2 separate regions of the Homo sapiens genome follow, and region 1 is linked to region 2. A link is an interaction called in ENCODE POLR2A ChIA-PET data of the cell type or tissue named here. Cell type or tissue: OCI-LY7. All regions are shown on one strand. Each heading gives the region's core, and the rest is flanking DNA. Links, peaks and the distances in the headings are about the cores only. Region 1 overlaps CRTAM (cytotoxic and regulatory T cell molecule). Region 2 overlaps UBASH3B (ubiquitin associated and SH3 domain containing B).

Region 1 (8,000 bases), core at 1-8,000, 150 kb before region 2:
GGTGTTCAACTCAGAATATTAACATGGTTAAACTAAAATCTTCAAAGCAATTATAACAATAAAATAAATCTAAACAGGAATTATGTCTTCATGTATCTGTGTGTTTCATATTCACATAAAATGATATTGACAATTTAGGTTTATTTCAGCTAACATTATCTCCTTCTGGGTCAAGTACAAAGATGCAGTATGATTCATATGATTACTCCAAAAACACAACAGCAATAAAACGATTTAAAGTCATTATCAAAAAGCAAGCATGACACTATTTGCATATGGCGCTGTGCTAGGCTTTCTGCTCAACTGGGGTTCTTTTGAACATTGGAATAGTTGGAATTCCGTCACTCACCTGGAGAAATTTCAATCAGTACAGGAATTTGCTATTAGGAAAGCTTTGTTGGCAGTAATCTTAATCTGAAGGACTCTGCCCACTGCATTTAATTTTGTTTGATAGTGTAATATTAAAGTAAATCAAAAATTATTCAAGAGAATCATTAGTTCTTCTTACCCAAATCTTCAAACCGGAAGGGTGCTACTAGTTTTCTCCCTTGCAGGCCTCTGTGTCGGATAATGCAGTCCACCGTTGAATTTTTGCCATAAGTGTGGATTATGAGAGTGCTGGTAGTATTACATTTCTTCCCATCAGTTTCAAATTCATGGAGCGTTCCACCTATGTAGCAATTTGAAGAGGTTATGGCTATTTAATGCTACTGGATGAGGTTGGTTCTATTAGAGGCCAATGGCCTTGACTTCATGGCAAACATTAGATTTCTAACCTCATTCTAACCTCAGCCAGTTCCCTTGTATAGGCTTGGTTCTGGTCACAAAGGCAAACAGATGAATGAGAGTAGATGATGGTTTTCTACAAACTTTTCACTACTGGAAAAAAAAATTCAAAGCTTAAGAAGGACAGCTTGATGTTGTTATGAAACACAAAGATCCAAGACCTTATTCTGGTTATATGAATAAGGCGAATTAAAGGGAAGTCTTATAATGAAGTAGAATTGGCACTGCCCTGGGAATCAGATCTGGGTTTAGGTCTTTTCTCTCTAGAACTCCATTTGGCCCTCAGTGTTCTCAACTGTAAAGGGTCCTTTGCAACTCTAAGAATGTTGATTACAGGCCGGGCGCAGTGGCTCACGCCTGTAATCCCAGCACTCTGGGAGGCCGAGGCAGTTGGAACACCTGAGGTCAGGGGTTCGAGACCAGCCTGGCCAACATGGTGAAACCCTGTCTCTACTAAAAATACAAAAATTAGCTGGGTGTTGTGGCATGCACCTGTAATCCCAGCTACTCCAGAAGCTGAGGTAGAAGAATCGTTTCAACCCAGGAGGCAGAGGTTGCAGTGAGTCAAGATCGTGCCACTGCACTGGGAGACAGAGTGAGACTCCATCTCAAAAAAAAAAGATGGTTGATTACATAGATATCAAAGGTAATGTCTGTTGAAATGTAAGCAAACTATAAACAGTACCCAGACACCATAATTAATTAGTTATTCTGTTTCAAAGGCTCAACCTTTAGGTGCTTTGTTACAAGAATATTTTTAATCTGTTCTTGTGGGTATGACACAATATAGTACTATACAATATAGGGAAGATCATATCTGTTCCAATTATATGTATTATGTTAAATATATTTTCGATTTTATATCTGGGAAAAAGTTTATGCTCACAGATATTATACTTCTTCTTTTTTTTTTTTTTGATAGAATTTTGCTCCTGTTGCCCAGGCTGGAGTGCAATGGTGTGATTTTTGGCTCACACCACAACCTCCACCTCCTGGGTTCAAGCAATTCTCCTGCCTCAGCCTCCTGAGTACAGGCATGCACCACCAAACCCAGCTAATTTTATTTTTAGTAGGGACGAGGTTTCTCCATGTTGGTCAGGCTGGTCTCGAACTCCTGACCTCAGGTGATCCACCCACCTTGGCCTCCCAAAGTGCTGGGAGTACAGGCATGAGCCATTGTGCCTCGCCTGAGATATTATACTTCTGTATTATACTTATTTTAGACAATTTTGTGAAATTTTAAGAAGTCATTATAGTTCACTTTAGATTTTTACCTGTTTTAAACAAAAACATTTTCAATATCTATGATTAGCCTTTCAAGATTAAGGCATAAAATTGATTGGTTGTAAGAATAACTTGTCTGGAAAAGAGCTGATGAAATATTAAATGATGTCTTCTGGCATTGTCTGCCACTAGAGGGTGCCAAAACATTTAAAAATCCCCTGGAAATTTGAGTAGGAAGGAAGACAAAGAGAACCATTTCTCCCCTTACCGGACACTTCCATGCTATTCCCAAGTAGCCAGGTTATCTGCGGAGGGGGCTTGCTTCTCATGGTGGAGCACATGAGTACAACATGTTCTTCTCCATTTTGCTTTCTGATAACTGAAGCTTCCAGGATTGGCTTGAAAGGAGTTGCTAGAACAAAATGGATTTTTCTGTGTTAATTAGATATGAGTCTGCATATCTCAACAAAGCACAGAGGCTAATAATCTGTAGGTGATTGTTATAGGGTATACTCTAATTAATGGGCTTTCTTTTTTTTTTTAGACTTAGTCTCCGTCGCCCAGGCTGGAGTGCAGTGGCACGATTTCGCCTCACTGAAACCGCCACCTCCCAGGTTCACGCAATTCTCCTGCCTCAGCCTCCTGAGTAGCTGGGATTACAGGCACCCGCCATCACACCCAGCTAATTTTTGTATTTTTAGTGCAGATGAGATTTCTCTGTGGCCAAGCTGGTCTCGAACTCCAGACCTCAATTGATCCGCCCGCCTCCACCTCCCAAAGTGCTGGGATTACAAGTGTGAGCCACTGCGCCCGGCCCATATTTTTTAACTTAATCTCTTCCAGAATACAGTCATGTTAAAGGGCTTTCATGTGCTTGCAAAGCTACTTTGGCTGAAGCCAGAATGTGTATTACTCAGTGTGTTGTTAGTCTCTGAAAATTCCCGAACAAGCAATGTAGCAACAATTCTTAAAATGTGGTATATGAGGCCGGGCGAGGTGGCTCACGCCTGTAATCCCAGCACTTTGGGAGACCAAGGCAGGCAAATCACGAGATCAGGAGATCGAGACCATCCTGGCCAACCAACATGGTGAAACCCCATCTCTACTAAAAATACAAAAATTAGCTGGGCATAGTGGTGCACGCCTGTAGTCCCAGCTACTCGGGAGGCTGAGGCAGGAGAATCGCTTGAACCTGGGATGGGGAGGTTGTGTGCAGTAAGCCGAGTTTGCGCCACTGCACTCCAGCCCGGGCAACAGAGCAAGACCCCATCAAAAAAAAAAAAAGGTGCATTTATCTTATAAAGGGCATGTTCGTCCTTTTTCTTTATACTTCTGTCTTGGAAATACTTTTTAGTTAGGCTTGCTTCTTCCTGTTTCCCATTCTACTTCCACTTCAGTCCAGAACTGAGCTCTTCCCCATTTACTTAACTCACCCATCTGCCATCAAGACCTTATAAAGGCACTTCTTAGCTCCAAATATACATTAGATGTGTTACTTGTTGGCAATACGAAGATGAAAAAGGTATGATTCAAGGAGCTAATAGTCTGGTGTGGCTTCAGCCCCTAAACTGTTAATGAAAAGATTATGTGTTGAGAGCAATGACAGAGTATACATGGGGTGTTATGAGAGCCCAGAAGGGCACACAAGCAGCTGAGCCAGGATGTGTGCTCCCTTACAAAAAGACAACGCTGAGCTGAGTCACAATGGTTCTCAAACCCCTCCCCGAGAGCCACTCCTTCTCAGCTACTTTCCCATCATGCCTTTACCGTATGGCAGGCACCACACTGCAGTAATTCAACAGGAGAAGTCTAAGACATTCATTTGTGTGATATGTGAGATGATGTTACTTAGAGATCAATAAAAAGCAATGTTTTTAATCGATCTGTTCTGCCACAAAAAACAAAACAAGTAAGGATAGACATACTGGACACAGTTGACCATCTGTAGAACTGAGTAAGTCCCAGGTAATTAGGAGGCTGTCACTTCCTATCCGCACCTCCCAATCCCGCCCTCCTACAGAAAAGAGGAATTGTTTGGCAGAGAGGATTTGAGCAGATCAAGCAGTGCAGCTACATCTGAATTCATTCTATCTTAGGATTTGCTGTCATGAGGTTCCACTTCATTTGCATACATGTTTTTCTTCCTGAGCTGGTGCGCAAACTCCTTATGGGCAGAGATTGTGCCTAATTCATCTCTGATTCCCGAGAACCTCACATGGTGCCTGGCGCATAGTCGCAGCTCATCAAATATCAATTTTTCTTTTCTTTTAGTTCCCTGGAGAGAAAATTTAGTTGCTGTCAAAGACAAATTTCACAAGTTCACAGTTCAATCTTGGTCTTGCTTCTCAAAATGCTCTCTTCTGTTTCCTTTCAATAAAAGATGGCAGAGGTGTCCCAGGCAATTCCTTGCTCTAGGCAACATTTTTAAACTAAAAGGTTCAGTTTAAAAACGACATATCGTGTTCCTATCCATATTGCTCCCCTACTGGGTTCACTTGCAGGTACCTACCCAGCACAATCACTTTCACTTCCTTTGTGCTTACAGAGTCGCTGTAATGTAAGCACTTGTACACGCCTTCATCTTGCAGGGTTACGTTAGGCACAGTGATGGAGAGCTGATTGGCCGAGTGATGAAGAAGCTGGTATTTGGAATTTTTTAAAGCTGTACAAGAGGGAAATAGAGCTGTTATGAGGAAAGATATCCGATGAATCGTTGGCCTCTACCCAGTAGATGCCAGAAGCACTGCCCCGCTTTCTACATTTGGCACAATCAAAACTATCTCCAGACATTGTCCTATCTCCACGGGAAGGTAAGATCATTCCGGGTGGGGAACCACTGAGCTAGATCAAGCCATTCTGCTGCAGAAATCCGAGAGAGTCCCTCTTCTCCCAGTGTACCAAAACCAGAAACAAAACAACAAAAAGCATTATGTAACAGAATTATCTCTATTTAAAATTTTTTTCTCTCAGAACTTTTAACAATTAGTATTTACTTCTAGTTGATTTAGCTTGAAATAATATATTTCTTTATGTTAACATATCAGTATCTAATAATGCTTTCAAAGCATAACTTTTTTTTTTTTTTTTTAGAGACAGAGTCTTGCTCTGTTGCCCAGGCTGGAGTGCAGTGGCACTATCTCAGCTCACTGCAACTGTCATCTCCCAGATTCAAGTGATTCTCCTGCCTCAGCCTCCCCCAATAGCTGGGATTACAGGAGTGCTCCACCACGCCCAGCTAATTTTTTTGTATTTTTAGTAGACACAGGGTTTCATAATATTGGCCAGGCTGGTCTTGAACTCCTGACTTCAAAATGATCGGCCAGCCTCAGTCTCCCAAAGTGCTGGGATTACAGGCATGAGCCACCACGCCCAGCCAGCATGATATGCTTTAAGAGGCTCTGCTTTATAAATAAGACTGAAATGTGTTTTAGACTTTTCCAAGTATTTGGCAGTTAGCAATATTAAATGGAGACATAAAATGATCTAGGGTTTAGTAAAACCCTGCCTAACGTCAAAGAGATGAACCCAAGAGATTCTTAAGAGTCTTTTTCCATCTCAGACATCTTGTACTTTCTTCATGTGTGTTTGTGAAAAGAGAAATGACTGTCCTCATTTCCAAATTAATACATCCTGTCTATTTCTATTGCTTAAAAATCTTGATTTTATGTTAAGACCAACAGGAGAAGAAGAGCTATCTGGAAAGGAGCTTTGTAATGTGCCTTTGGATTGCTCAGATGGAAAACGAAGCAGCTGGCTTCTTATCTGGGGTGGTGGTGGTTGCATGAGGATCGGGCTCCCAGTCAGTTGGTTGCCTGTCTGTCATTGTGCTGTGGTTGTGTGATAGTTACTGAGAGTGAAAAAGTGGTGTGAGTGTGGGGTGGGGACATGGAAATGTGCTTTGTAATCTGAACCCCCTTTAACAACCATTCTGGTGGGGTTTCCATTTCACAGTTCCTGCCCCCAGCAAGCCACTGCGTGTAAAATAACAGGATTTGGAGGCGTGATTCATGTGTAACAGTAGGTGGGCTGAGCCCACCCCTTGGGTGACTCATGCAGGCTTTCTGTCCCACCAAACTGTCCGGCTGGAAAAACCCTCAGGTTAAGGTCTGGTGGCATTTTTTCTTTCTTTCTTTCACTTACCAGGATACTCATTTAAAAAAATGGTGAACCCTGAGGGGGTCAGCCACTGGAGGGAGGAGTTCTTCCTCAGAGAAGTGACACACTTTAGAGTGAGCGTCTGGCCTTCCTCCACGGTGATGGTTTCTGTGTGGTTAGTCAGAGAGGCCTCTGTGGAGGAAGAGAAATGGGGATGATCAGGCCGGGGGTCCACAGTGTCTCAGGGATTTTGTCTCGTTCATTCATTCAATCATGTATTATCTATTTCTTCTAGAAACCAAAAAATAAGCAAATACAAACAAAATGGGAGGGGAGAGGCAAGAACTGAGAGTAGGAGCAGTAATGATATCTCTTGAAGAAGGGGACCCTGGAATCAGGTCTGAAGGAAGGGGTAGGATTTTGACAGAAGACAGGGAAGGTCAAACTACAGTTCAACAGGTTTTGGGCGATTGCTCTGCCATATGCCAGGAACTGTACCAGGCCATTTACCTGTATTGAATTTAATTTTTTTTTTTTGAGACAAAGTCTCACTCTGGTTGCCCAGGCTGAAGTCCAGTGGCACAATCTCAGCTCACTACATCCTCCGCCTCCTGGGTTCAAGCGATTCTCATGCCTCAGCCTCCCAAATAGCTGGGATTACAGACACGTACCACCAAGCCTGGCTAGTTTTTGTGTTTTTAGTAGAGACGTGGTTTTACTATGTTGGCCAGGCTGGTCTCGAACTCCTGACCTCAAGTCATCTGCCCACCTCGGCCTCCCAAAATGCTGGGATTACAGGTGTGAGCCACAGCACCCAACCCGAATTTAATTTTCAAACTAACCCTAGAAAGGAAGAATTGTGCTCACTTTACAGACGAGGGAATAGAGGCTCAAGGTAACAGAGGTCATTGAGCTGGGATCTGTACCCAGGGCTGTGGATGGCAAAGGCCGTGTTTATGTAACTACATCAGCCTATCTAAGCCACAAGGCCCCAGAAAATGCAACCTTTCTGGCCTCAGCTTATAAAAGAGCATCTAGTACCTTCAAGTTGTGTGTCTAGAATTCTAAGAAAGAATGTTATAATCGTGGTGCTCTGGTGAACTGCGGAGTTACCCTTCAGGGCAAGTGGCTGAGCCCCACCTGTCCGAGAGTTTCTACACCAGAGGGAGGATGTTCTAAGATTTCATTCAATTCAGTATTCCACAGCCGAGCTTTCTCCAGACAAACACAAGTCTAATTTCTCCGAATCACAACCCCCAGAGAATGATGAACAATTTGTTCTAAGTAGCTGCACATTTATCTCCCCAAAAAAAGAAATTGATGAAAAATAAACTGGCATTCCTGATGATTTGGCATGCTTATTGCCATTCATTATTCCTTCATATTATAAATTAAATTATTTGTCCTGAGGAAAAGGCAATTCTTATCAATGAAGGTATAAACCACTTTTATAAACAGAAGAATACCATGGGGTTATAAATTATGAATAGCAAATGTAACAAGTTTTACGGCATCATCTTAAACCTTAACAACAACAACAAAAAAGAAACCAGGAGAATATATTTTCTTGTGATAAATTTCAAGTATTAGGAAAAGTGCTTTGGAGAGCTCTGGGAATTAATTGGTGTCTACTTTTTTGTTTGTTCCATTCCTAGGTCATTAATTTGAATCTAGCCTCTAGCAGAAATAACCCAGAATTATTGTATTGGATTCATATAAGCTTTCACGGGAAACTGTTTGCTGGAGTTCTAATGGAAAAACACCCATATCATCCACCAATACCATAATGAACAACAAGGAGGTAATAAAAAGAGATCTGTGCTTTCCAAAAAAAGCACTGGGGCATAAGGCCAGAATTCTGCTTAGGTTTGGCCATTTGGAAATATTCTCCTCTG
Region 2 (16,352 bases), core at 3,196-11,195:
TTAGGGCTAGAGAGCAGGCCTTGCTTCAACAATTTCTGTGAGACACTGTCATAGCGTGTAAAGGGAAGGCTGGCCCTCGGGCAATGGGTAGTGGACTCTTGGATTGACTGTCAGTAATGGAGGGATTTTAGATTTTTTTCTTTTTTTCTTTTTTTTTTTTTTTTTATGTTTTTCGAGACAGAGTCTGGCTCTGTCGCCCAGGCTGGAGGGCAGTGGTGCGATCTCAGCTCACTGCAACCTCTGCCTCCCAGGTTCAAGCGATTCTCCTGCCTCAGCCTCCTGAGTAGCTGGGATTACAGGCACATGCCACCACACCCGGCTAATTTTTGTATTTTTAGTAGAGATGGTTTTCACCATGTTGGCCAGACTGGTCTCAAACTTCTCACCTCAAATGATCTGCCTGCCTCAGCCTCCCGAAGTGCTGGGATTACAGGCATGAGCCACTGCTCCCAGCCAGGATTTTAGATTTAGCTGCAACCTCAAAGCTCTGGGACTCATGAGTCCGGCTGGCAGCTAGGAGGGCAAACTGTGTCCACGGGGATAGTTTCTGTCTGTGCAGAGCCAAGGCCCAAACATATGTTGGCCAGGTTAGTGCCTGCTCCCTCCCATAGTTACAGTAACAAGGCTTAGAGCCTGAAAACAAATCCTTCTTTAACCATAGGTCTTTTTATCAGAGTGACCTTCTTTTCTTCTAACCCCCCAAATAAGGAAAACATAAGACAGTTGCCTATTTTCACCCAATGCCACTTCGAGAAAGTGCGGCCCTTAAAGAAACCTCATAATAAAGTTTTCTATTAAAAAAAAAATTGTTGACGGGGCACGGTGGTCATGCCTGTAATCCCAGCAGTTTGGGAGGCCGAGGCGGGCAGATCACTTGAGGTCAGGAGTTCAAGAACAGCCTGGCCAACATGGTGAAACCCTGTCTCTACTAAAAGTACAAAAACTAGCCAGGCATGGTGGTGCGTGCCTGTAGTCCCAGCTACTCGGGAGGCTGAGGCAGGAGAATTGCTTGAACCTGGGAGGCAAAGGTTGCAGTGAGCCGAGATCACGCCACTGCACTCCAGCCTAGATGACAGAGTGAGGCTCAGTCTCAAAAAAAAAAAGATTTCCAGAGACACTCATCTGTAACCTCTCTGAGGAAAGTGGCCTCTCTAACACGCCACCAACCTGACACTCGGGGAATTCGCTTATCTTCTGCAACTAAAGCCCTTCGGTTCCCCCATGCTCAGGTGCTCCTGGAAACTACTCTCCTACTCACGGCTGACCCGCGTAGCCTTTTGTAAGGCCATCTTCAACAGAGGTAAAGAGCAGAAGGTGTTTTCAATGCTGAGAAATGTGAACTTCTTCCAGCCACCTTCTCAGAGGAAGACTCAAGAGACTGTGATTCAGATGCTCCATATGACACCAAGTTAGACTGTTCAACTGGCAGGTTTCAAGCCAAGGACTCAGCCCGTAAATAAAAGGTCACTCAGCTTTCGTTCCTGTAAGTTGCCCATTCAGCTTATAAAGCACTTGCTGCCTTTGGCAAAACTTGGCTTTGGTCTACAAAAGCCCCACCGCCGCAGGCACCCTGAGTAAGTTAGGTTGGTTTCCGAGTCCAAGTGAGTCATTGTTGAGGTCTTGACTATTAGCACCTTGGAGACAGTGTCCCCCAAGCCAAGAGATCTTGTCCATAAGATAGGGAAGGACAGCCCCTCCAGTGCCTGCAGGTCACATTTGAAGAATTCCAGGTCCCTAGAGTTCATATCCCCGGCTTATGCCATCACCTGTCTCTCTTCTACCCTAGAGAAATGCATCTTTCCACTAACCACTAAACCAGTATCAGGGCGCCATGTTCTCTTGCTTTTAGAATCCCAGTCATTTCCTGTGTCATGGGACATGAGATGCTTGTCTTCAAAAAACAAGGGGCTTTAAGTACAATAAAACAATACATTATATTTATGCCAAGAACTTTATGTTTAACCCTCGAGTCTCAGACAATCCCACTTATTCACAATGTCTAAAAGTTTCTATTTCAGACATGATCTAAACTTCTTTTTGAAATCAATAAACTGCCCCAGTTTCTAAACCTAATCTATGACTTGCAGGCATTTTCCCCCATATTTCCAAGGGAATAAGCATCATTTGACACTATTTATTTTGAAAAGCGGTGGTGGAGGGGAGAAACAATATATTTCTTTCTTTTTTTTTTTTGAGACGGAGGCCTGCTCTGTTGCCCAGGCTGGAGTGCAGTGGCACAATCTCGGCCCACTGCAACCTCCGCCTCCTGGGTTCAAGCGATTCTCCTGCCTCAGCCTCCCGAGTAGCTGGGACTACAGGCACCCACCACCACGCCTGGCTAATTTTTTGTATTTTTAGTAGAGACGGGGTTTCACTGTGTTAGCCAGGATGCTCTCAATCTCCCGACCTCGTGATCCGCCCACCTCAGCCTCCCAAAGTGCTGGGATTTACAGGCATGAGCCACCGTGCCCGGCCAAAGAAAAAAATATTTCAAAGAAGTGGCATGTCCACCACCAACCCTGTTCAGTAAACATCTACTAAGTACCTGCTGTGGGCGAGGCTTGGGGGAAAGAGGAAAGAGGACATTTCAAAAGGAATCAGATACAGCACTGATCTTGAGGGAGTGTCCAATTTGTTTATAGAATGAGTGAATAAATGAGAAAACAAATGATGAGTGAATGCAGAATCAGGATTAGTAGTAAGTTTTATAGCAATTCCACTCCTTCATTTAATGATGTTAGTATAATTCAAAGATGAGTGAGGAGAATATAAATTTTTCCTGAGTTAAAAATCTGGCCAGGCACGGTGGCTCACGCCTGTAATCCCCAGCACTTTGGGAGGCCGAGGCGGGTGGATCACCTGACGTCAGGAGTTAGAGACCAGCCTGGCTGACATGGTGAAACCCTGTCTCTACTAAAAATACAAAAATTTGCCGGGTGTGGTAGCATGCGCCTGTAATCTCAGCTACTCGAGAGGCTGAAGCAGGAGAATCGCTTGAACTCGGGAGGCAAAGGTTGCAGTAAGCTGAGATCGCACCATTGCACTCCAGCCTCGGCGACAAGAGCAAAATTCCATCTGAAAAAAAAAAAAACCTGGTGATTTTTTTTCCTACTGCTTACTGTTTTATCTGTTCCCCAAAACTCCAAACACGTTTCTTGCAACCTAGGGTTCTCTGAAATCTCCAATCTGACCTTGAACGATGAAGGCAAGGGATCTCCGTGCTTGGTAGGGGTAGGGTCCTATATTATACTTTATGTGATGATATTCTCTGGCCTCCTTTAAGTACTTTAAAAAGATCTTTATTTTAGACTCTTCTCTCTCCATGCTGATGTCATTAGTATTCTGGATGAAATGTTTCCTTGCACGTAACTATGTTGGACTTGGATTCATTACTAAAGCAAATAATTCGGTTTTCCTAGGAACAAATGCTACTTTTCCTCATGGGCTGTTTGCTGACCATCCCTCTTGGTTGAGCATACGCTGCATTACTTGGAAGCCACATGTTAGGACTAAGGGAGACATAGAGAAGTAAAGAACACAGCATCTGTCCTCAAAGAAACGGTCGTCTTCACTGGGAGGGAAGATTGAAATGTGGCATTACAGCTGGGCGTGGTGGTTCACACTTGTAATCCCAGCATTTTGGGAGGCCGAGGCAGGAGGATCACGTGAGCCCAGGAGTTTGAGGCTGCGGTGAGCATGATCATGCCACTACATGCCAGCCTGGGTGACAGAGCAAGACACAGTTTCTTGGAAACAAACAAACAAACAAACATGGCAGTACGAGGGCTCAGAAGGGAAGATGCTAATATATTCACTCAGAGTTCAGAAAAGGCAGATGGTTTGCTTTGGGCAAAAGTTGTCAGGAGAGGTTTTCAGACCAAAGCAAGGACATCTTGAGGGGAGAGTCAAAAGGAAAGAATTAATCCTATTTTCAGCTCTCTATCCCTGAATACTCTTAGTTCCTTCAAGCAGCAGTGGGCTAACAAGTGATGCTACAGGACCGTATGCCAATGCAAGCGAGGACCCTGTGACCTTCAACAGACCTCTGCGTCACCATGGAGCTTTGAGATGAGTGTCAGAAGGAAGAACAAGCTCATTTTGAAAAGTACACAGACGTTGGAAACTGTGAGTATTACCCAAAAAAAAGCTTGAAAGGCTCCCATCCCCATCGGGTGACCAGCAGAACTTGCCACTGCAAGAGCCTCGTTCTCATTAATAAGAGTTCATTTTATTATTTCCATGCTATGTAATTTCTCCCACTGCCTTTTAGACTGGAACATTCAACTTTTTGCACTTCATATTAATTACCCTGGGGGATTCAGGCTACAGTGCACAATAAGAAGACCCAATTAGAACATTGCCTACTGTCTTTTTGTTTCTTTGTAATCCAAAATCAATCAATAACATCCTTAAATCCTCACAAGAAATGACTAGAGTTATTAACGTCTTGGACAAAGAAGCCAAGAAATTCAAAGCAGATGGAGCAGAATCACACAAATCACACAACCATGCAAATTAGTAGCAGCCCGTGGGCTTGACAGGGTCAGAATGCTGGGGGTTGGGAATTTTTAATATGAAACAGAAAATATACCCCATAACACTAATGTTCTTTTTGTGATGAGACGTGATGATTCTGGTTTAATGTGGAGCAGGGTGTCTTCAGGAGCTCTGAGAAAACACAGGCTTCCCAGTGCTCATCTACATAGCACATCCCTGTCTGGGACAGTTTACTGTTCACCCTACATGAAGTGTTCTCTCACCTGTCAGAAACACACTTCCTCTACAAATTGCATCCCCTACTGTTAACATCAAGATCAGAAGTAGGCCAGGTGCTTTGGCTCATGCCTATATTCCCAGCGCTTTGGGAGGCCGAGGAGGGTGGATCACCTGAGGCCAGGAGTTCAAGACCAGCTTGACCAACATGGTGAAACCCCATCTCTACTAAAAATACAAAATTTAGCTGGGTGTGGTGGTGAGCACCTGTAATCCCAGCTACTGGGGAGGCTGAGGCAGGAGAATTGTTTGAACCCGGGAGGTGGAGGTTGCAGTGAGCCGATATCATGCCACTGCACTTCAGACTAGGTGACAGAGCGAGACTCCATCTCAAAAAAAAAAAAAAAAAGATCAGAAGTAAACTATGAGAGTGAGTAAGATGAACATATGAACATTTACATTGAAAAATGTGAAAAAAACTTAAGATGTAATGGTGTTTGGAAAAGAATTGTTAACTGTATCCACTAAACCATAAAGCTTAACAAAATCCCAAACTTGGGAAATGAATTTTAAAAATGGACTCACCATGTGTAACTCTGGTCAGAGCCTAAACAAAGGAGGAGACAAAGCTTATGATGTCAGCCCATCTCATTCAGCACTGGGGACTTTGTGCTAGTTCAAAGTGTTGAGGAATTGGATCTCTACCTAATCATAAGAGACTGACCTCTTCCTCACTCCAACAGCGGTGCTGCTCCCGGGGGAATGATGGTTACCTCAGTTTCTCTTGGCCTCTCAGATGTGCAGCATGTCGGGTCTCCGCTAGTACCCACACATGATACCTCATGCTGCAAACCTACCCACTGAATACGGCCAAGTGAATAAAGCACCACCAACAACACGACCTCTAGTTCCACTGCTGGGCTCTGGGTACCATTGTCAATTCCTTGATCGATTTCCAAAGCTAAACAATAATATTTACGTAAACCTTAATAGATTACAAGACATTGAAATATCAGTCATCTGGGCTGGGCATGGTGACTCATGCCTGTAATCCCAGCACTTTGGGAGGCCGAGGCAGGTAGATTACTTGAGCTCAGGAGTTCAAGACCAGCCAGAGCAACATGGCGAAACCATGTCTCTACAAAAAAATACAAAAATTATCTGGCTGTCATGGCATTTGCCTCTAGTCCTAGCTACTCAGGAGGCTGAGGTGGGAGGATCGCTTGAGCCCTGGAGGCGGAGGTTGCAGTAACCAGAGATTGCACCACTGCACTACAGCCTGGTGGCAGAGGGAGACCTTGTTTCAAAAAAAAAAGAAAGGAAAGAAAGAAAAGAAAGAAAGAAAGAAAGAAAGAAAGAAAGAAAGAAAGAAAGAGAAAGAAAGAAAGAGAAAGAAAGAAAGAAAGATTTAAAAAGAAAAATCAGTCATCTGATGTGTTTCTCACAATAATTTTGGAAGGTGGATAATATTATCCACAGGCATTTCACAGAAGAAGAGATAGCATAGAGGTTGCAGGAAATGCCAAGAACACATAGCAGCTTCCTAAGATTCAAACTCAATTCGGTGACTCCACGTGCCACACTCCTCTGAGTTGTGAGTTCTCTAAGATGAAGATCACATTTTTCCATCTGTAAGACACTGAGTGTTGCCATGAGGATTAAATAAAATAACCTAGGTACAGCAGGCACCTAATAGATACCAGTTCCCTCCCATGCCCCTCCTCCATCAGGGGCGAAAAGATTTAAAAATAATCCCAATCCGGGCGCAGTGGCTCACGCCTGGAATCCCAGCACTTCGGGAGGCCAAGGCAGGTGGATCACCTGAGGTCAGGAGTTCGAGACCAGCCTGGCCAACATGGAGAAACCCCGTCTCTACTAAAAATACGAAAATTAGCTGGGTGTGGTGCTGGGCACCTGCAGCCCCAGCTATTCAGGGGGCTGAGGCACGATAATCGCTTGAACTGGGAGGTGGATGTTGCAGCGAGCCGAGATCGCAACATTGCACTCCAGCATGGGCTACAAGAGCAAAACTCCATCTCAAATAAATAAATAAATAAAATCCCAGTATATGGTCTGCACACACTACACATTTATAACCACAACTTCAGATTAAAGTGAACATTAATGACCGTACTGAAGCAAATAGATTTCCAGAGGCATGGGGAGTGCTGGGTGTCGGGTGGATGGAATGTGGGGGCTGTGGGATCATTGGGAGTTAGGGAACTAGCTTTAGGTTCTGACCATTGTAGCAACTCAGTGAGCCTCCACACACGGCACCCAGGATGCTCCCACACCTGGTTTCTAGTATCCTCACAGCTGGCACCTGCCTTACCAAACATATGCCCCAGGCTCTCCCATACTGTGAGTGCAGTTTTCATTACATAATGCATCCATCTTCTTGCTCTTCTTTAGCCTTATACCATCCTAATTTTCTATAGTTCCAAAGCCATTCTCTCCTGCCTTGTTGCAAGGTGGGGAGAAAATGTAAAATTCAAATGGTCACATAGTGTTACTTGGGAACAACTTTTGCCAGAGCCTAGATGAGGGGCATGGAAGATTTTGGAAGGTGGGGAGCAACAGAAGATAGAAATCCATGCCTGGTGTGAATTGCAACAAAAATTTGGCGTGACTATGGGGGTATGGGTAGGGGGAGAGGAGGTCATCTGCAATGTTGACAACTTTTCATCTAATACGACAGAGGAGAATTCCAACTCTAAGAGAAGAGATCTGCCAGGTATACTGGCAAGAACACTGAGACTACGTGGCTGAGCCCAGCTCTGCCCTTAATTTGCCAGAGCAGTCATTCCACCACCCTGGTTTCCTCACTGAGAGAATGTGCGGGTTGGACAGGGCTGGCTTTGGAATGAGACAAATCTAGGTTCAAATGCAGGCTCCATCACTGACTCGTTATGCAACTTTCGGCAAGTTTCCTTACATCGCCACGCCCCAGTGCTCTTAACTGTCAGATGAAAATGAGAGAATGTGTTTCCGGAGGCTGTTTGAGAATTAAATGAGGAGGTATATAAATATACTCCCCCTTGGACAGTGTCAGGTCTATGAAGCTCCCAGCACAGCAGCTGCTTCCTCTTTTCTTTATTCTAAGTTGCTGTAAACCCATGTATCTATGGTGCAACGCAATGACTCAATCCTTGCTTATTTAATGTGGCTATCCTGCCCAACCTAAGTCCTGACTATCAAGGTACTGAGGTGCTGTATGCTGAAGCAGCAAATAAACAATTCACATTGGACAAGAAGATGGAAACAAGTGTGAGGGAGGATGGTGGAGGAAAAAGGATCCAGAAGTGGGAGGCAGTGGATCTGGGTTCGAATTCTAGCGCCCTCAGTCACTAGAAATCTCTGGAACTCTATTTGCTTCAGTACGGTCATTAATGTTCACTTTAATCTGAAGTTGTGGGTATAAATGTGTAGTGTGTGCAGACCATATACTGGGATTTTATTTATTTATTTATTTGAGACGTAGTTTTGCTCTTGTAGCCCATGCTGGAGTGCAATGTTGCGATCTCGGCTCACTGCAACCTCCACCTCCCAGTTCAAGCGATTATCATGCCTCAGCCCCCTGAATAGCTGGGATTTCTGAGCTTCAGTTTTCTCTTCTGTAATAAAGGGAATAATCACATATGTAAAAGTACTTTGTCGATTGGAAAGCGCAATTGAAATGTTAGTGGTCTGTTATGCCACCATTCCCGTTGTTTGGAGAGTCCAATTACTTGAGTTTGAAAAATGTTTTGAGAGCTATCTAATTCCTCTTAGCAGTCAAACAAAACTTCAAACTTCCCCCCCAAACCCTAATCTTCAAAATCAAATGGCTGCTATGTAGATTACTGATGTATCCCCAAAAGAGCTGGGCTGACTTTTCTTTGCTATGAACAAACACCGCCAGTGACCCACTGGAGTCACCAACTCCTGGTGGCCTGATCTTTACTTGAAAAACAATACGGTAAACCACCCTCCTATTTTAACAGCTAGCACAGGGCAGGGCGGGAGGAACCCCCACCCACGCTTGCTCTGAACAGAAATCGTGCTGCAGCTGATGTGAAAACAAGATAAGGAGAAATGTCTGTCAACAGACTCCGGCCTGCCCTAGAACTGGGGTGCTCTCCGTGTATTCTGTACAGATGGGAAGGCAGGGGCCATTAGCCACCTGCAATTCTGCTCTGATGTGGCTGCGGTACTAAACACGGCCCAGGAAAGGGTGGGCATAGCTCGGACACACGTGCAACTTACACATTCTAGTCTTTAGCTAAAGTCTTTGAAAATACAGATTTAGAAATGTAGTATTGGTTGGGTGCAGTGGCTCACTCCTGTAATCCTGGCACTTTAGGAGTACCAGGTGGATCACCAGAGGTCAGGCATTTGAGACCAGCCTAGCCAACATGGTGAAACCCTGTCTCGACTAAAAATGCAAAAATTAGCTGGGCATGGTGGCAGGTGCCTATAATCCAAGCTACTCAGGAGGCTGAGGCAGGAGAATCGCTTGAACCCGGGAGGCAGAGGTTGCACTCCAGCCTGGGTGACAGAACGAGTCTTCATCTCAAAAACAAAAAGAAAAAAGAAAAAGAAACGTAGGGCCCTGAAGAAATCCTCATTAAGGTTAAAATCCTGCCGGCTTATTACCGAGAAATTAAAAACTATTTGGGGCCGGGCGCAGTAGCTCATGCCTGTAATCCCAGCGCTTTGGGAGGCCAAGGTGGGCAAACCACCTGAGGTCAGGAGTTCAAGACCAGTCTGGCCAACATGGTGAAACCCCGTCTCTACTAAAAATACAAAAATTATCCAGGCATGGTGGTGGGCACCTATAATCCCAGCTACTCAGGTGGCTGAGGCAGGAGATTCGCTTAAACCTGGGAGACGGAAGCTACAGTGAGCAGCGATCGCACCACTACACTCCAGCCTGGGCAACAGAATGAGACTCTGTCTCAAAAAATAAAAATAAAATAAAAAATAAAAAAACTATTTGGTTATCAGGCTGAGTGGAAACATAAGCTCAATGTGACTATTTAGTAACTTCCCAACAGTTCTAAACTACCACCCGTAGCTCTAAATGAAAACTTCATTTTTTAACCACTTTGGGCATGGCTGGGATGTAGGAATCAATGTGTTGATGCAAAAATGCTGCAAGGCAGTTCTTTTCTCTGTCTTTCCTGAGCATCATTAGACCTCCAGGGAGTGAGGCACTGTGTAACTGAAGGTCCAAACAACATATCCAAGGCACTAAGAGGATCACAATGCATAAAACACGATGTGCATAAATGCTGATGGATAACGGGGAAAAAGTAAAAAAGAAAAGAAAAAAAAGGAAAGAAAACCACAGAGTCTCCTAAGAGCTGCTGAAATGGCGACAGCATCAGACACTTATTAGCATTCACCACTCAAGGAGATATTCCCAGAAGGGGTTGAAGCGTTATCAAGGTTGGGAGGACTCAGCATGTTTGCAGAGGAGGAGCCGGATGCATATGCTCACCAGCCTGCTGGCACGAGTACTGGAAACTCCCACCCATCCGCAGGCTCTGATCAGATCATGCCAGAGCTTCAAGCTCCTTCCAGGCATCCATGCAACTGAGTGATGACAGGAGTGGATAGAAGAAATAAATGCAAGGTTTTGAATTTTAAAGCAGACCAGTGGGCCGGGCGCGGTGGCTCACGCCTGCAATCCCAGCACTTTGGGAGGCCAAGACGGGTGGATCACTTGAGGTCGGGAGTTCAAGACCAGCCTGGCCAACATGGTGAAACCCCGTGTCTAAGAAAAATGCAAAAATTAGCCGGGCATGGTAGCAGGTGCCTGTAATCCCAGCTACTAGGGAGGCTGAGACAGGAGAATCGCTTGAACCCGGGAGGCAGAGGTGGTGGTGAGCTGAAATCGTGCCACTGCACTCCAGCCTGGGGGAAAGAGGGAGACTCCACCTCAAAAAAAAAAAAAAAAAAAAAAAAAAAGAAAGAAAAGAAAAGAAAAATAAATAAAATAAAATAAAAATAAAGCACATCACTGGTGGATGGCATACCCTGGCATACCTCAAATTAAGCACAGGCTAAGTGTTCTATGCTAACAGCTAGGGTTTTCAAATCCACTGTGGCACACTAAATCTTGACACTCAAGGAACCCACAGTCCAAACAAGGCTTGTTTTAGGAGCTCTTCCTTGCCCTGTGCTTAAAACCCTTAAAACTTAAAACTCCCTCCACTGGCTTCCGATTATCAATAACAGCATTTCCAAGACTTCAGCCATTTCTACCATCAACCCATTAATTTTTCTATATCAATATCTATACTGTACTATATTTAAGTAACTTCCTTCCTTCCTTCCTTCCAAGTTTTTTTAGAGACAGAGTCTTGCTATATTGCCCAGACTGGACTGCAGTGCCTATTCACACATACAATCATGGCACACTGCAGCCTACAACTCTCAGGCTCAAGCGATCCTCCCACCCCAGCTTCCTGAGTAGCTGGGACTACAGGCATGTGCCACCATGCTGGCCTGAGTAAGTTTCATTAAAATAACCTATCTACTTTTATTCAAATAACTTTTGAAGAAAATGTTATTTTTACCATAAACAGAAAATTAGTACCACTTGCCATTAAAAAAACAAAACAAAAAAGGAAACAAAGGAATCTTACTAAATTCTTGTTACATCCCCTCCCTGCCAGTGTTCTGAACCTAAGGCCTATAGCTCTCATAAAAAAGAGATTAACAAGTACTAGAGAGGTTTTAAAGATAATAGGCTCTGAACTGAGCCCCTCACCCTTTGTAATTAGAATTGTAAAAAGAAAAATTGTTCATTATGTGATTCATCATTTCTTAATGTCACGTCTACATATCACCCAAATCAGGCTGCATGGGCCACCTGATACCACCTGCGTGCCCTAGTCGACCTTATGACTGGGCCTCCATCGTTGCATCCCCAGAGCTTCAAATGTCACATAGGAAAATTGTAAGCACACAACACAACTGGGTGAATGACTGAATGAATGGATGCATCGCTTAGCCTCATCATTCTTTCTTTCTTATTTTTATTTTTTTCGAGACAGAGTCTCACTCTGTCACCCAGGCTGGAGTGCAGTGGCACCATCTCGGCTCACTGCAACCTCCGCCTCCCGGGTTCAAGATTCTCTTGCCTCAGCCTCCTCAGTAGTTAGGATTACAGGCATGTGCCACCACGCCTGGCTAATTTTTGTATTTTTAGTAGAGACGGGGTTTCACCATGTTGGGCAGGCTGGTCTCCAACTCCTGACCTCAAGTGATCCGCCCACCTCAGCCTCCCAAAGTGCCAGGATTACAGGCATGAGCCACCACGCTCGGCCATCATTCTTTATTTCAGCCTCATTTACAGGCTTATTTTTCCTCCCATGACCCATGCCCACTCATCCCTCCATGACTTTGTCCATTCTGTACCTTTCTTGGAATGTTTTACTTTTCCTCCAACTGGTCAACTCTAAAATCTTCAAGCCTTAAGGTGTGTGATCTTCCCTTGATGGTTTCTCCTTACCACTCTGGGTGGAGAATAGACGTTCTTCTCAGTGTGCCCACCACACACTTATTGTCAGGCCTCTGAGCCCAAGCTAAGCCATCATATCTCCTGTGACCTGCACGTATACATCCAGATGGCCTGAAGCAACTGAAGATCCACAAAAGAAGTGAAAATAGCCTTAACTGATGACATTCCACCATTGTGATTTGTTTCTGCCCCACCCTAACTGATCAATGTACTTTGTAATCGCCCCCACCCTTAAGAAGGTTCTTTGTAGTTCTCCCCACCCTTGAGAAGGTTCTTTGTCATTCTCCCCACCCTTGAGAAGGTTCTTTGCCATTCTCCCCACCCTTGAGAATGTACTTTGTGAGATCCACCCCCTGCCCACAAAACATTGCTGCTAACTCCACTGCCCATCCCAAAACCTCTAAGAACTAATGATAATCCCACCACCCTTTGCTGACTCTCTTTTCGGACTCTCCCCACCTGCACCCAGGTGAAATAAACAGCCTTGTTGCTCACACACCACCTGTTTGGTGGTCTCTTCACTCGGACACTTATCACACTATAATCACAAATGCACTTGTCCTTTCTCTCCCTACCAGTCTCTAAACTCCTTGAAGGGAGGAATGTGTCTTCTATTTCTGTTGCCAGTACCTGGCATTAGTTGACACTCCATAGATATGTGTGGAATGAAAGCATCTCTGGCTATTTCCCCATATTCTCCGATCGTATGAGACAAACCCTGTCTTTCCCTTCTCTGAGTTTTAGCACATACTGTGTCTTTGACCAGCGTGCCCTCGGCAGTATGCAAACTGTCTTCCACATTCCTGCTGAGAAGGCTCACGGGGCCCATTCTCCAAGCCAAGGGTGCATTCCTTCCTCTCTGTTCCCACCATACCCCCTGAATATCACCTTTACTGTAGGGTGTATCCCACATCTCTGCAATTCTTTGTTTCTATGCTGCTGTAATTCGGTAAATTATGAGCTTCTTGTTTTTGTGTCCCCAAGGTTTAGAGAGTGGTTGGCATCTTACAGTGAGTAATCAATAGATATTAAATACTGTCTCAAGAAAAGAATGAATGTTTAGCAAGAAAATATTTTACTAATGTTTAGTAAGAAAATATTCATCTTTCTTCTCTTAGCAATCCCAAAAGTCCCTGGAGTTGAGGTCAGTAAAACCATAAACATATTAAATTTATTGCTGACTTATATGGAGTACCTACTATCTGCCAGGCACTCTGTCAACATTATCTAATTTAATTATCCCCATCTTGTGAGGTAGGTACTTCTATTGATGCCAATTTCCAAGTGAGGAAATCTGGGCTTAGGCTTAGGGAGATTAAATCACTTGTCCAAGGTTCTGTAAGTGGCAGAGCCAGCACATGGAACGAGGCCTGAAAAGCTCCAGTGTTCTTAACTACCACTCTGGCCTGGACTCTGAGCTTATCCTGTCTGACCTACCGCCCTCCTTCATGATCAGAAGCCAGATCCTGGGCAGATGGATCTGGGCCTGCCTGGGGGTAGCACTGATTGTGTCCTTTGAGAGCCCAGCTAAGCCACCAAGCAAACCCTGCCCAAAACACAGAACCCCGTCACAAATGGCCATCACAGCCTTTTGCTCAAGCCAGGGGACTCAGCAAAATCACCAGCTCCACATCTACCCAGCAGAAGGCCAGGCAAGGCAGCCTTTTCATTGATTCCAGAAATGTCTCTTTTTCATTTGTAAAATACCCACATTTTGGGATTTTCCCGCAAGTGGTGGGTGGCTACAGCAATAACAGATGAACTGGTATCTTTGAAAGCTGAATAAAAACACTTTTCAATAAAGATTTTAAGCCTTAAATTGACTGAGGAGCTAAGTGAGAGTCCAGCAGCACCCCGGTGGGAGAAAACATTGGCCTGGTTTTTATAACTGCATTCCCTGCACGAGAGGAAAGGGGTTACAGCTGCTCTTTCTTCACTCACAGCCTGTGTTGAAAGCATCTGAGCTAACAAAGGCCAGTTTCCTCTAGTTTGCACCCAAGGAAGTCAGAGAAATGCTGCTTGGCTGCAGAAGATTTGTCCAGAAAAGAGTGACTTTAACCTACAAAAGCCAGCTTCAAATAGTTGTATAAAATTTGAGAGGAAAGAAAAGGAGTCAGAGCCACCTTGTAAAAGCTCCTTCCTGCTTCTTGATGATGTTACCAGAATTCTCTGCAGGAAAGGCCCGGCAAAGGCACAGAGCAGAACACACAGCCATGTGGTTTCGTTTTTCCAGTGATGAACCTCTCAGGAGAAAAACTCCGTTTTGGAGAGAGGCAAACATATCTGGACAACAAGTTAACCATGACCTTTCATTTGCTGGAAATGAGCATAACCCAGGGGGAGAATCCTGCCTAGGGGAGGAGTCCGGAAGACCCGGGGTTTGGTTCTGGCTTTACCGCTACTTTGCTTCGTGGCCTTCGGTAAACCATTTAAGCACTCTGGGCTTCAGCCTTTCGCAGAAGTGAGAAGATCGGGCCCAGTGATCAAGTTCCTCAGCTCGGAAATACTATGATATTAGTAGCATATTACAGAGCGCAAGATGACAAGTCTGACTCAACTCTCCCAGGTGCTGTACCCTAAGGAGAATCCTCTTCCACTAGCAGCGCACACCACCCTCAGCCATCATTCCCACAACCGAGGCATTCACAACCGATGTGAAATAAGGCAACAAGCGTGAGTTTTGGAGGGAGCATAGCGCTATGTGTCTCTCACTGGCTCTCCATGCGTATGTATCTAAACTTTAGCAGCTGCTGGGCTCATGACAGCCAGTGGATTCGGAGGCCAGAAGATATTGGCAAGGGATGCTTGGGACAGCAGCAGTTTGACTGCCAGGACCCCATCTTTGAGGCCGCTGAGATGTCACAGAGGCTACCTGAACTTCAGATAGGGTAACACAGTGCAACCACACACCCTTCAAAACCATGAGAATGTAATCCTACTTAGCATTTCACTTACTAAAACCAAAAGTCAGATGTAAAGTAAGCTCAGAATAGTAGCTACCATTTATGGAGAGCTAACTATATGTAAGGCACTGTGCTAAGAACTCTACATGTATTATAATATAGAATCCTCATTATATATATATATATATGTATAATTGGAGATATATATATGTATAATTGGAGATATATATATATATAATTGGATATATATATATATAAAATTGGATATATATATATATAATTGGATATATATATATATATATATATATATATATATATATATATATGTTTTCCTGCCTCGGGAGCAGGCCTCAGGAAACAGAATCTCTCTGACCATTCACCTGCCCTAAGGCAGGACTTTAATCTTCCAAAGCAGGCCTCTGACTGTGGGTCAGAAGACCCTCCCCAGAGAATGTCCCACCCTGGGGGAAGAAATGCTGAGGTAATGAGACTTCCAAGAAAACCCAAGAAGGCGGGGTTTGGTGGGCTGCCCACACGGAGGGTCCTGGAGGGTGGCGCCAGGGGAGGCCGTGGAAGCTCCATGCCCCTTCCCCCATACCTCACCTTACACATCTCCTCAACTATATCCTTTGCAATATCCTTTATAGTAAATCAGTAAACATAAGTGTTTCCCTGAGTTCTGTGAGCCGCTCCAGCAAATTAATTGAACCAAAAGAGGGGGTTGTGGTAACTCCCAACTTGAAGGCAGTTAGTGAGAAGTTCCAGAAGCCTGGACTTGCAACTGGTGGGGATGAGGGCAGTCTGGGGCCAGAGCCCTCCCACTGTGGGATCTGAGGCTATCTCCAGGTAGACAGTGTTGGAACTGAATTGGAGGATACTAGCTGGTGTCCGCTGCTTGCCATGTGGGGAAAACCTCCACATGTGTTCATAGAAGGCTTCCTCGGTGTTGATGATTGCTGTTGCGGTGTAAAGGCAGAGGAAAAACCCAGTTTGAGAGTTTTCTGGAAACAACCTCCATTTTACAAAAGCGAAAACTAAAGGCTTTTAATCCCACTCTGCTATTCAGGACACAAAAATTCGTGTGTAAGAATATTCATCTAAATAAAATGACCTAGTTTTCCAAAAATAGGGAACTGATTAAATAGTATATTCATGTACTAGAAATGCAGGAGAAATCATTTTAGACAAATAATTGACAGAAAAATGTTTAGACAAACAATTGACAG

The links. ChIA-PET counts read pairs that join two places held together with the same protein. Peaks named below come from ENCODE experiments on the same cell type or tissue, not always from the same donor. Only the 100,000 strongest peaks of a DNase experiment are listed, where the experiment ranks them.
Region 1: POLR2A ChIA-PET joins it to region 2 with 13 read pairs; 5 of 35 experiments call an interaction of 5 or more read pairs at or near these places.

Annotation. Positions count from the first base shown.
Region 1 is chr11:122,848,365-122,856,364 of GRCh38, reverse strand. CRTAM (cytotoxic and regulatory T cell molecule) reads right to left here. Exons shown (of 10, transcript NM_019604.4): 2 at 6,151-6,297; 3 at 4,520-4,672; 4 at 2,279-2,422; 5 at 509-670. Among named protein-coding and RNA genes, the nearest start is that of CRTAM, 14 kb to the right of the region's middle. RefSeq lists enhancers at 3,764-3,823, 6,192-6,291. In OCI-LY7, for the core only: CTCF peaks have their summits at 2,200 (motif pointing right), 4,415 and 4,631; DNase peaks (open chromatin) are centred at 2,194 and 4,554; H3K4me3 peaks cover 718 bases.
Region 2 is chr11:122,689,268-122,705,619 of GRCh38, reverse strand. All of the region lies in intron 1 of UBASH3B (ubiquitin associated and SH3 domain containing B), which reads right to left. Among named protein-coding and RNA genes, the nearest start is that of UBASH3B, 42 kb to the right of the region's middle. In OCI-LY7, for the core only: no CTCF peak of the experiment used is centred there; DNase peaks (open chromatin) are centred at 4,749, 7,029, 7,719 and 8,829; H3K4me3 peaks cover 4,792 bases; H3K27ac peaks cover 7,686 bases.